Regions from separate parts of the Homo sapiens genome. Here region 2 is linked to region 1. The links are chromatin contacts, found by Hi-C or POLR2A ChIA-PET in ENCODE. All regions are on one chromosome and are shown on one strand. Each heading gives the region's core, a stretch centred on a gene start or an enhancer-like site at or near the end of the contact. The rest is flanking DNA. Distances are from core to core; before and after follow the strand shown.

Region 1 (4,970 bases), core at 894-3,393:
TTGCAAGATGATTGTTAATGTAAAAATTTTTTTTAACCAGAAATTTCTTTATAAAATCTTCTCTTGCATAATCTATATTGTATTCTCCTGGACATAACTGCTTTCAGTCCCATCCAGATGCCATCTCTAGGAATTCACTTGAAGCTTGAAGTCTATTCTCCCCTTTTTCTCCCCTCCACCTCATTTATTCTTAGCTATTAACAATAGTTACTGTCCTCCAGATTTTCCTTTTTTTCTTCTATTAAATTTCTGACATTATTATAAAGAGGTTATTAGTCTCCATTCTAATAGTGCTTGCCTTGTACAAAAGCCTTTCTGCTGCACTTGTCTTTACTGCTTTGTTTGCATAGTGAAATTTCACCTTCCTCAAGGAATTACTGGGCACATGACTTGCCCAAACATTATCCTCTCTACCCCATTCTTCAGCTTAACAAAATCAGCTAAGGCTTCAGTTGTCTTGCAGCCAAATTTGATAAATTTACTACTTTCACTTTGCAAATTGCAAAAGGTACGATTCTGAAATGGAAGTTTGTGGACTTCCCTTTGATGCAATAATCTGACCCTAAGAACTAGTTCCTTGAATGTAGTTAATAGTATATATCCTGCCATGATAATAATTATTCAAACTGCCTTTCATGATAAAAATTCTGAAGAAATTTGAAGTCCTGCCAAATAAAATTAAGTGACTGTACTGTGCTAACACACACACACACACACACACACACCAATCAAAACCAGAAAGTATTTTTATGGCAAACACCATCATTCTTCAAAAAATAAAGTTAAGAGACAGATACCTTACTATGTCTATGAAAATCTGTACACTTCACAACAGGCCAAGAAAAGCCATGCAAAAGTGTTAACTGGTGAAAGCCAGATTTTTTTTTTCTTCCTATCTTAAAGTAATGGAATTTAGTCTTTGGGATTTTCTACTTCCACGTTAGAGTACTATATACCTGAGATGAGTTTGAGAATAGGAATTTTAAAACTGCTACTTAAATGTAGTCCCTATTTATTGCTTTGTATATTAAAAGAACAATCAAGCTTTGTATCTAAAGATTTATCATTATGTTTGAGGTAGGACTATAAAGCGGTTAAGACTGATTGACAGGCCATGAAGGAAAATTGGTTTCATTATTTTATGGATACAGAGTAAGATGCTGGAGTTCATATTGGACATAAGCAGTGGACATTGTTTTCCTTCTGATACTCCATTTATCTGATCATTCACCCTTTACAAATTAGCACCTTTCTTCACTCACACCTCTTACAAACCTGACGGAAGCATTAGAAGGTAATCTGGATGTCAGTATATATTTGTCAAGAAATTCCTCAGAGTTCAAATTTGTTGCAGTCATTATTCCTCTATACTGAGGATTTTCCTAGCTCAAAATTTCAAATTCTGAAACTTCTTTAAAATGCAAATTTCCTTCTAGCTTATCACTAGCTAAGTGTTACAAAACTTTGAATGAAATTATACCTTAAACCATAATCTTCTAAAAAGACATGCCACTTGTTTTAGGTCCCTAAATTTCAGAGGATTCTGCGGGCAATGTGAATAAAGATATTTTCTTGGTTTCCTGACTCTTGGTAAAGCAAGAAATTGCAGTTGTTATTTGTGCCATCCATGTTTTCTGTTGAAAAAAAGAAAAAAATACATAAATAGAGATTAGAATGTTAAGCTGACAATTTCTCACATATTTGGGCTAATATTTTCTGCTATATTTATTGACCAGCTCTTTAAAACTGAAGACTAATGAAACATTTGCATATGTTTCCCATTTTCTTTCTTACATCTAATATAAATACTTCTAATCTTACAGGAAAATGCAGATGGGCTAAATGAGTATGGTATGCATGTTGGATAACAGTTATGAGTAATCAAGAAACAATAGTCAATGATAACTCATTAGAAAAATGAGCACTGAGAATATATGTAGTTTGAAAGTGGCATTGCTGGAATTTCTATTCTCTGTGGAAACAAGTTCTTAACCTGTAGTATAACTTGAAAGAGACTGAGGGCAGTGACCCAGGAAATTGAATATTGCATTTGTTGTCTGGCCACATTGTAGATATGATGAAAGCCTACCAGGGGAAATACAAAAATAGAAACTTCTAAGACAGAGAAACCAGAGTCAGGCAGCTGCTCTTTCAACTCCATAGCTGTAAAAACAATGGCAGTTTTTCAAAGGTTGACAAGCTGACTTGACAGGGATCATTATTGCGCCAGGCCCTCCTTAAGCTAATATCCTATTATATGCACTTTGGAAACTGATTGGAGCATCTTAAAGGTTCATCATGCAATCCAAATCAATTCTTCCCCCATTTCCTACAGAAACTGTAGAACGCAGGCAGTTCTTGAGCTTCTGCAGGAGAACTCTGCAAGCGTGAGGAAATTGTTCCTCAACCCCGCAAGTGTGAGGAAATTGTTCCTCAACCCCACAAGTGTGAGGAAATTGTCAATACTGAGGCTTTTGAGCATTATATGGACTAGATGTACCCCTCCCCTCCTCCCAAATCTGCCCTTCCCAAGTGGGTGAGAGAAAAACACAAAACTTTCCATTCACTGTTACTTAAGACACTTGGGGGGAGCTTATGTAAACTCTGAAGAATCAAAGACCTACAAAATTAAAATACATACTTTGATGTTTTCCGTTTGGGCTTGTAATAAGAATGCTGCTATACACTGTCGATATCTGTTTTCGTGTTGTATAAGAAAAGCATTTCTCAGCCCAAAGACTAGAAAAAGATATTACAAAGACAAAAAGCCAAATCATTTCATATGAAATCCAAACAATTTCTTAGTACAAGAATCTGGGGTTTGTTTTCTATTTGGCTTGTTTCTGTTTTAACGAGGGTGGGAGGTTTATCTAGCTTATAATTTTTTTTTAAATTTTATTTCAATGCCAAGACCCCACCACTATGTCCAAATAAAGCCTACTCTACTATAAAAACCCTTTCTTCCTTAGCTAATGACTTCTGATACTTGATGAAATGCAACTAAGGCTTAGGTAATGGGGCCCCTGCTCGTAGAACAAGCTAAACATATGCGGTAGATTTTTTTGTGTATGAAAATATAGATAATAAAAATATACAAAACAATATAATATTTTCTTCTTTGTTCTTCACCACTCCTTTAAAAAATTTTATTTTTGTGTTTAAAGGGAAGTCACATCCAACCAAGGTTTATAAACAAATTAAGATGTGGCAAAAATACAAAACCACCTGAATACTTCAGGCCAAGAAAAGCCAAAAACCACTCAAAATCCAGCATCCACCAAACTGGGTGAAATGTAAAACAAAACAAAAAGAGACATTGGCATGGTTTCTGTGTTTGCAAAAGAAAGCCTGTTCTGTCATTTCCTAGCTGGCCTCAAAGAAAAGATAGTGGGAGAGCAGACTTCTTTTTCTAATATAGCAGGAGCGCTTAAAATGAAAGTCTCTTCTTTGAATTATTAATACAACACAGTCCTGAAGCTTACACATTCTTTTTTCTCTCTTTTTTTTTTTTTCTTGAGACGAAGTCTCTCACTGTCGCCCGGGCTGGAGTGCAGTGGCGGGATCTCGGCTCACTGTACCTCTGCCTCCCAGGTTCACATGGTTCTCCTGCTTCAGCCTCCTGAGTAGCTGGGATTACAGGCGCCCGCCACCACGCCTGGCTAATTTTTTTGTGTTTTTAGTCGAGACGGGGGTTTCACTTTGTTGGCCAGGCTGGTCTCGAACTCCTAACCTCATGATCCACCCAACCTCGGCGTCCCAAAGTGCTAGGATTATAGGCATGAGCCACCGCGCCCGCCCTATACATTCTTTCTATAGTCAGTGTTTAGAAACAAACAAACAAAAACAGGCCAGGGCTGTCTCCTGCCCACATCAAGTACTTCAGGAAAGAGAAAAAGTGAGCAAGTGACATATTCTTGCTGATCATTAAGCTGATGCTTGTCTGCTGTCACTATTTGTATTTGTTGAAGTTAGTTTAACTCAGGCTTATCTGAGGGGCTGTTGGGCTTCTTTCAGAATCCAGGTGAATACAATACTTATTTTCTTAACTGCAAGAACTACCCCAGTATCACAGATTATACTCATAACAATCTAAACATCATAATTCCCAAATTCTACTACAAAAAATAAAGTCTGTTAATGAGAGGCCATAAAATTCTGTCCAGCTTCTCTGCAGCGAGAGGACTTAAACCTATTAAAATGACTTTCTGGGGAAAAAAAAAAAAAGCTGGCTGTGTTTTACTCTCTAATTCTTTGCCTTATAAATTCCCTGTAGCAAGTGAGGCTTTAAAGATCAGGTCATTGTTCTTGGCTGGTTTTTGGAATTCATTTTCCTCAAAAACTATAATTGTACTTCCAGGTTATTCCAGGCATCCTTGCTTCATTTGGTTTGTAGTATGGGTACAAGGGACTTTATAAATAAAAGGACCTGCTAAGCTAGGCCTGTAAAATACAATTTGGAGAGAGTATAATATACAGGCAAGAATAGCTCTTTTTTTACTGACATTCTAATACAATAACTGACACAATTTTAAAAGCATTTTCTATGTATTGGGCACCATACTATGTTTTTTCTCTATATAGCAACCCTGTGAGATAGGTCAGCTAATTCCTACTTGTAAATGAGGAAACATATTAATTTTTCCAAGGTCACAGAGCTTATAAATGATATAGCCAGGATTTGGAATTAGGTCTGTCACTCCAGAGCTCAATCTCTCTCTTGTCCTCATTTACTCTTTCCTGTTCTATAGCTGCTCTGCCCATGTACTGTATCTAATTAGTCAAGTTAATAGGCCCGAGGAATGAGAAAAATATTTTTAAAAGGAACAAGAGATGGTAGTTACAAATCAGAAAATAAAAAAGGTGGAAGCATAGTTGTTTTGTTTTTGCTTTTTGAGACAGAGTCTCACTCCATCACCCAGGCTGGAGTGCAGTCGTGCGACCTTGGCTCACTGCAACCTCTGCCTTCTGGG
Region 2 (4,970 bases), core at 1,435-3,934, 100 kb before region 1:
AATGTCAATGATCTTTCGTATCTCTTTTCTTGCTACTTAATTCCATGGCAGTACCTTCTACTGTATCATCAGGCACAATAGTTTCACCTGAAATATTAAAGTCATATCTCCCCATTCTTTACTATAATTGTCTATCCTTTCACAAACTTTCTTCTTCATATTCTCATTACTTCATTTCCTTGGCCTTGCTGAGTAATCTAGGTTTTTAATTGCTATCTTTTCATCTAGTCTCTCAGTCTTTCCCTTTCATCTTTAAGCGTACATCTAATGACAATTCATATTCGTTGAGCACTTACAATATCTCAAGCACTGTATTTAGTATTTTATATACACAAAAACTCTAGAAGAATAGGTGCTAGTATTAGCCCCATTTTATAGATAAGGACATTTAAGCAAAGCAAAGTGATTTCCTTAAGGTCATATAATCAGGCATTGGTTGAGACCCAAGACCCAAGTCCACATCTATTTTTGACACTGACACTCATGATGTTATAACATTTCATGCTTATTGCTGTCTTCATTTTATTTACTTTCTCCCTGATGCTTTCAATTCTAGTCTCTCATCCTATTATTCTTTTTTTTGTTTGAGACAGAGTCTGACTCTGTCACCCAGGCTGGAGTGCAGTGGTGTGATCTTGGCTCACTGCAACCTCCCCCCTCCCGGGTTCAAGCCATTCTCTGGCCTGAGCCTCCCTAGTAGCTGGGATTACAGGTGCACACCACCATGCCTGGCTAATTTTTGTATTTTTAGGAGAGATGGGGTTTCACCATGTTGGCCAGACTGGTCTCGAACTCCTGACCTCAAGTGATCTGCCTGCCTTGGCCTCCCAAAGTGCTGGGGATGCAGGCATGAGCCACCATGCCCAGCCCCTCATCCTATTATTCTTATTTGACAAAACCTCAAGCCATACATACATCAGTATAACAGCCCATATTTTAAAATATAGATATTGTTAGGTATATGTAATTTAAAATACTGTTTGAAGATGGTTTTATTTGGCTCAGAAAATTACAAGGAAGAATCATCTGCTGGGAATTATGGGTGTGGGGAAGAATGGGATCTCAACCTAGTGGAATATAGTAAAGACTAAAAATTACTTTCATTAAATTACTTTCAAAGAGAACTTCTTTGTTGAACACATTATATGACATAAAAGTATTTGTTATACTTGCCAGTAATTTCTTGATCTCGGCTGGGCGTGGTGGCCCACGCCTGTAATCCCAGTACCTTGGGAGGCCGAGGCAGACAGATCTTCTCAGGTTAGGAGTTGGAGACCAGCCTGGCCAACATGGTGAAACCCCATTTCTACTAAAAATACAAAAATTGGCCAGGTGTGGTGGCACATGCCTGTAGTCTCAGCTACTCAGGAGGCCGAGGCAGGAGAATTGCTTGAACCTGGGAGGAGGAGGTTGCAGTGAGCCAAGATCGTGCCACTGCACTCCAGCCTGGGCGACAGAGTGAGACTCCGTCTCAAAAAAAAAAAAAAAAAAATTAGCTGGGCCTGGTGGTACGCGCCTGTAGTCCCAGCTACTCGGGAGGCTGAGGCACAAGAACCCCTTGAACCCCGGAGGCGGAGATGGCAGTGAGCTGAGATGGCACCATTGCACTACAGCTTGGGCAACAGAGTGAAACTGTCTCATAAATAAATAAATAAAATAAAAGCTAACTTGCCGATAATAGGTCTTACATAGGTAAGGACAAAGTATCATAAGCAGAAAGAATTTTTTAAAAGTGTCATAAACAAAATAATATTCTAACTGAAGCAACTGGATACCATAATGAAAAGGAATTGAACCAATGCAAATTTATAGCATAAGGATGGGAACTAATTTTAGAAGTCCTACTTTGGATAGATTTTCACCTTTTGTACAGTTACCACTTGAAAATTTTCCTTACGTATACCAGAAGAGATACACTAGTTATTTTCTTGTTATTTCTATTTGCATTGTCTTGTTTTATAAAAATATTTTTCTGTATATTTTTCTAAAAGTTGTTATTTCACAGGGTTTCATCTGCCCCTTATGTATGAAAAGATGTATAACTGCTATTGATTTATTGGAGCATTACCAGAAAGTGCACGATGAAAATGAAACAAGAGGACAGGAACTTCTTAATGACTCCAGTGTTACTGTGGGTCCTGTATATTTTGTTTTAGCAGCTTGGTTTTGGGTTGCTCAAAATAGCTGGTTTTTCCTTGCCTCGGTGTTGCTTAACTTTTTATGCTACAAGGGAATATGGATTGCTTTAATTATGCATGCTTAAAGGAAGTTTCAATAAGGAAAAGAGGCTCTTGGGAAGTCTGCGTGGTTTCTCTTCCTGTTTGCAGCTGTCTTTTTGTGAATTTGTAAATAAATACAGAAATTTAAGTTAATATTTTGTATCAATTTTGCCATGAAATCAAAATATTAAGTGAATATTATTCCAACATTGGTAAGTTATATTTTTATTATTTTGTTAATGTTTCATTAATGGATGTATTAAAATGCTTTAGTATAAAATACTTTGCTCTTACTTAGAAAAAGGACTTTGAGGCTGGGCACTGTGGCTCACGCCTGTAATCCTAGCACTTTGGGAGGCTGAGGTGGGCAGATCACTTGAGGTCAGGAGTTTGAGACCAGCCTGACCACTGAGGTCAGGAGTTTGAGACCAGCCTGGCCAACATGGTGAAACCCTGTCTCTACTAAAAATACAAAAACTAGCTGGGTGTGGTGGCATGTGCCTGTAATTCTAGCTACAGGGAAGGCTGAGGCACAAGAATCGCTTGAACATGGGAGGCAGGGGTTGTAGTGAGCCGAGATCATGCCTGTGCACTCCAGCCTGGGCAACAGAGTGAGACTCTGTCCCGTCCCTGCCCCACCACCGCCAAAAAAAAAAAAGGAAAAAGACTTTGCATATAAACAGTTATTGTCCCTATTCAGGAAAATATACAGCGTTAGAACTTGAATCTCAGACTGTCTCAATTTTTGTTTTAACACCCCTAGACTTGAGGAAGGTGACAGAATGACATACTCTCATAAGTAACAGTGGATCAGTCCGAAAATATTTCTCAGTATTTCCCAGTATCTGAGGCTGCACGTAACAAAGGCTGAGGAGGGGAGCAAGTTAGGGGAAGCGCTGCCCATTTTCAGGCTGAAAAGAATTTCTCAGATGATCCTGATAATGTGTTTTCTTTGAAAATCACTATGGTATTCCAAAAACAAAGGAAACATAGCTTTTAAAAAATATTTTATAAATCTTATAAAATAATGCAACCTTTTGCACCAGAAAGACCAAAAATTACTTTTTTCTATGAGGTAATTATGTATATAAGAAAGGATTCTTAACAACATTTAGTTATTTGACACATTAATGGAGTACCTTTTATGTGGCAGATATTTTGGCAGGTGAGGGAGATAATAGGTGAATAAGGTACAATCTCTACCCCAGGAGGTTTCTATGATAGGTATTATTTGCAAAAAGTGCAGTGGCTAATTCAGCATAAGAGGAACTCAGGAAAAACTTTATAGGAGGACAGTTAAACCAGAGATTTTAACTGTGGTGGAGAAAATGGGTGCATGTAGGATGATACCAGTTAAACTGGCTGAAGCAGTGCAAGCAAAGCTGGAGGCATAAAAGATTCTTGAAAATCTGGTTAGCATTTTATCACATGTTATCCTTCTGGACCTTGTGGGTCAACTTTTCTTCTTGATGGACTAGCCAAAATCAAAAGTAATAATCTCACCTACTCTGCACTTAAAATAAGGGCTTTCCTTTTTTTTTTTTTTTTTTTTTTTTTTTTTTTTTTTTGAGGCAGAATCTCACTGTGTCACCCAGGCTGGAGTGCAGTGGTGCAATTTTGGCTCACTGCAACCTCCACCTCCCAGGTTCAAACAGTTCTGCCTCAGCCTCCCGAGTAGCTGGGACTACAAGGGTGCATCAGCATGCCCAGCTAATTTTTTGTATTTTTTTTTTTTTTTAAGTAGAGATGGGGTTTCACCATGTTGGCTAGGGTAGTCTAGAACTCCTGGCCTCAAGTCATCGGCCTGCCTTGGCCTCCCAAAGTGCTGGGATTATGGGCGTGAACAACTGCGCCCGGCCAGGGCTTTTTCTTTTAACTAAAAGGATACTTGGTACAACAGGAGTACCTTAAGTTCCAGTTAAGGTAAGTTCTTAGTTGCAGTGGATATGAGAAAGGATTACAGATAACCAAACTCTGGAAGTATTGAATATATTGTTTTAAATCTTAAGTAAATTGTGTTTTTTGGAAGTTGGTGACAAATTTGAAATGACTAAGGGAAATAAATGTAGCTGGCTAGTTTTAGTGTGTTATTGTTAGCTAACAGCCTTTCTCTGGAATTTATCTATCTAGCAACCTCGATCCCCTTGGACATCATTTAGAAAAAAATAGAGGAGTCTCTTATATCAAATTGGTTTTCAAAGTCCATGAACTAAAGGTCATGCGATCTGTTCATGGGACATCCCTGAGGCACTCATTCTAAACTCATTATACTTTTATTTTAAATGAATGATGGGTTTTAATAAACTTTTTTTTTTAATCTACCCATCCCATTTATTGCAAGTTAGCATTCCCAGAGCTAGTATGCTAAGAATTTTTAGTAATGACTGTTGAAATACAGAGCAGGCAAACTATAAAATGTGGATATAAGAATTAAAGAGGCTTGCCAGAATTAATAGGGTAGAAGACATCTTTTCAGTGATAAATATTTATGTCTTGGAGGTATTAGACAAAGGTTTAATATCATCTATTTGAGAAGGTGCGGAATTATATGTATTTTAGAAAGATTTATTTTTATTAGAAATGTCCCCAAATTTAAGTTTTATTTAAACAAGGAAATCTTAATCACATGGAAAATTCACTTATGTGGAATATTTCTATAATGAAATGTATGTTACTGATTTCTGAAATTTCTCATTAGGAATGAATCATTTATTTCAGGGTATTAATCTGGTAATTTTTGGAAGTTGTAAG

Evidence for each region. A loop is a pair of places that touch in the nucleus more often than their neighbours do. ChIA-PET counts read pairs that join two places held with the same protein, here RNA polymerase II (POLR2A). Pooled maps may share reads with other maps.
Region 2: POLR2A ChIA-PET joins it to region 1 with 11 read pairs in activated T-cell. The contact joins two enhancer-like sites. A Hi-C loop is called at or near these places in 1 of 50 pooled maps. POLR2A ChIA-PET finds 5 or more read pairs at or near these places in 2 of 52 experiments (BJ and activated T-cell).

What each region holds. Positions count from the first base shown.
Region 1 is chr12:92,766,752-92,771,721 of GRCh38, reverse strand. PLEKHG7 (pleckstrin homology and RhoGEF domain containing G7) reads right to left here. Exons shown (of 17, transcript NM_001377329.1): 16 at 2,642-2,739; 17 at 1-1,634. The coding sequence ends at 1,527. It overlaps EEA1 (early endosome antigen 1), which reads left to right. Exons shown (of 29, transcript NM_003566.4): 29 at 1-1,085. Among named protein-coding and RNA genes, the nearest start is that of PLEKHG7, 66 kb to the right of the region's middle. RefSeq lists a silencer at 2,283-2,483. Within about 2 kb of position 2,143, at least 2 of the 41 ENCODE cell types and tissues checked have a DNase peak (open chromatin) inside an H3K27ac peak, as active enhancers do.
Region 2 is chr12:92,868,570-92,873,539 of GRCh38, reverse strand. All of the region lies in intron 2 of EEA1 (early endosome antigen 1), which reads left to right. Among named protein-coding and RNA genes, the nearest start is that of EEA1, 58 kb to the left of the region's middle. Within about 2 kb of position 2,684, at least 2 of the 41 ENCODE cell types and tissues checked have a DNase peak (open chromatin) inside an H3K27ac peak, as active enhancers do.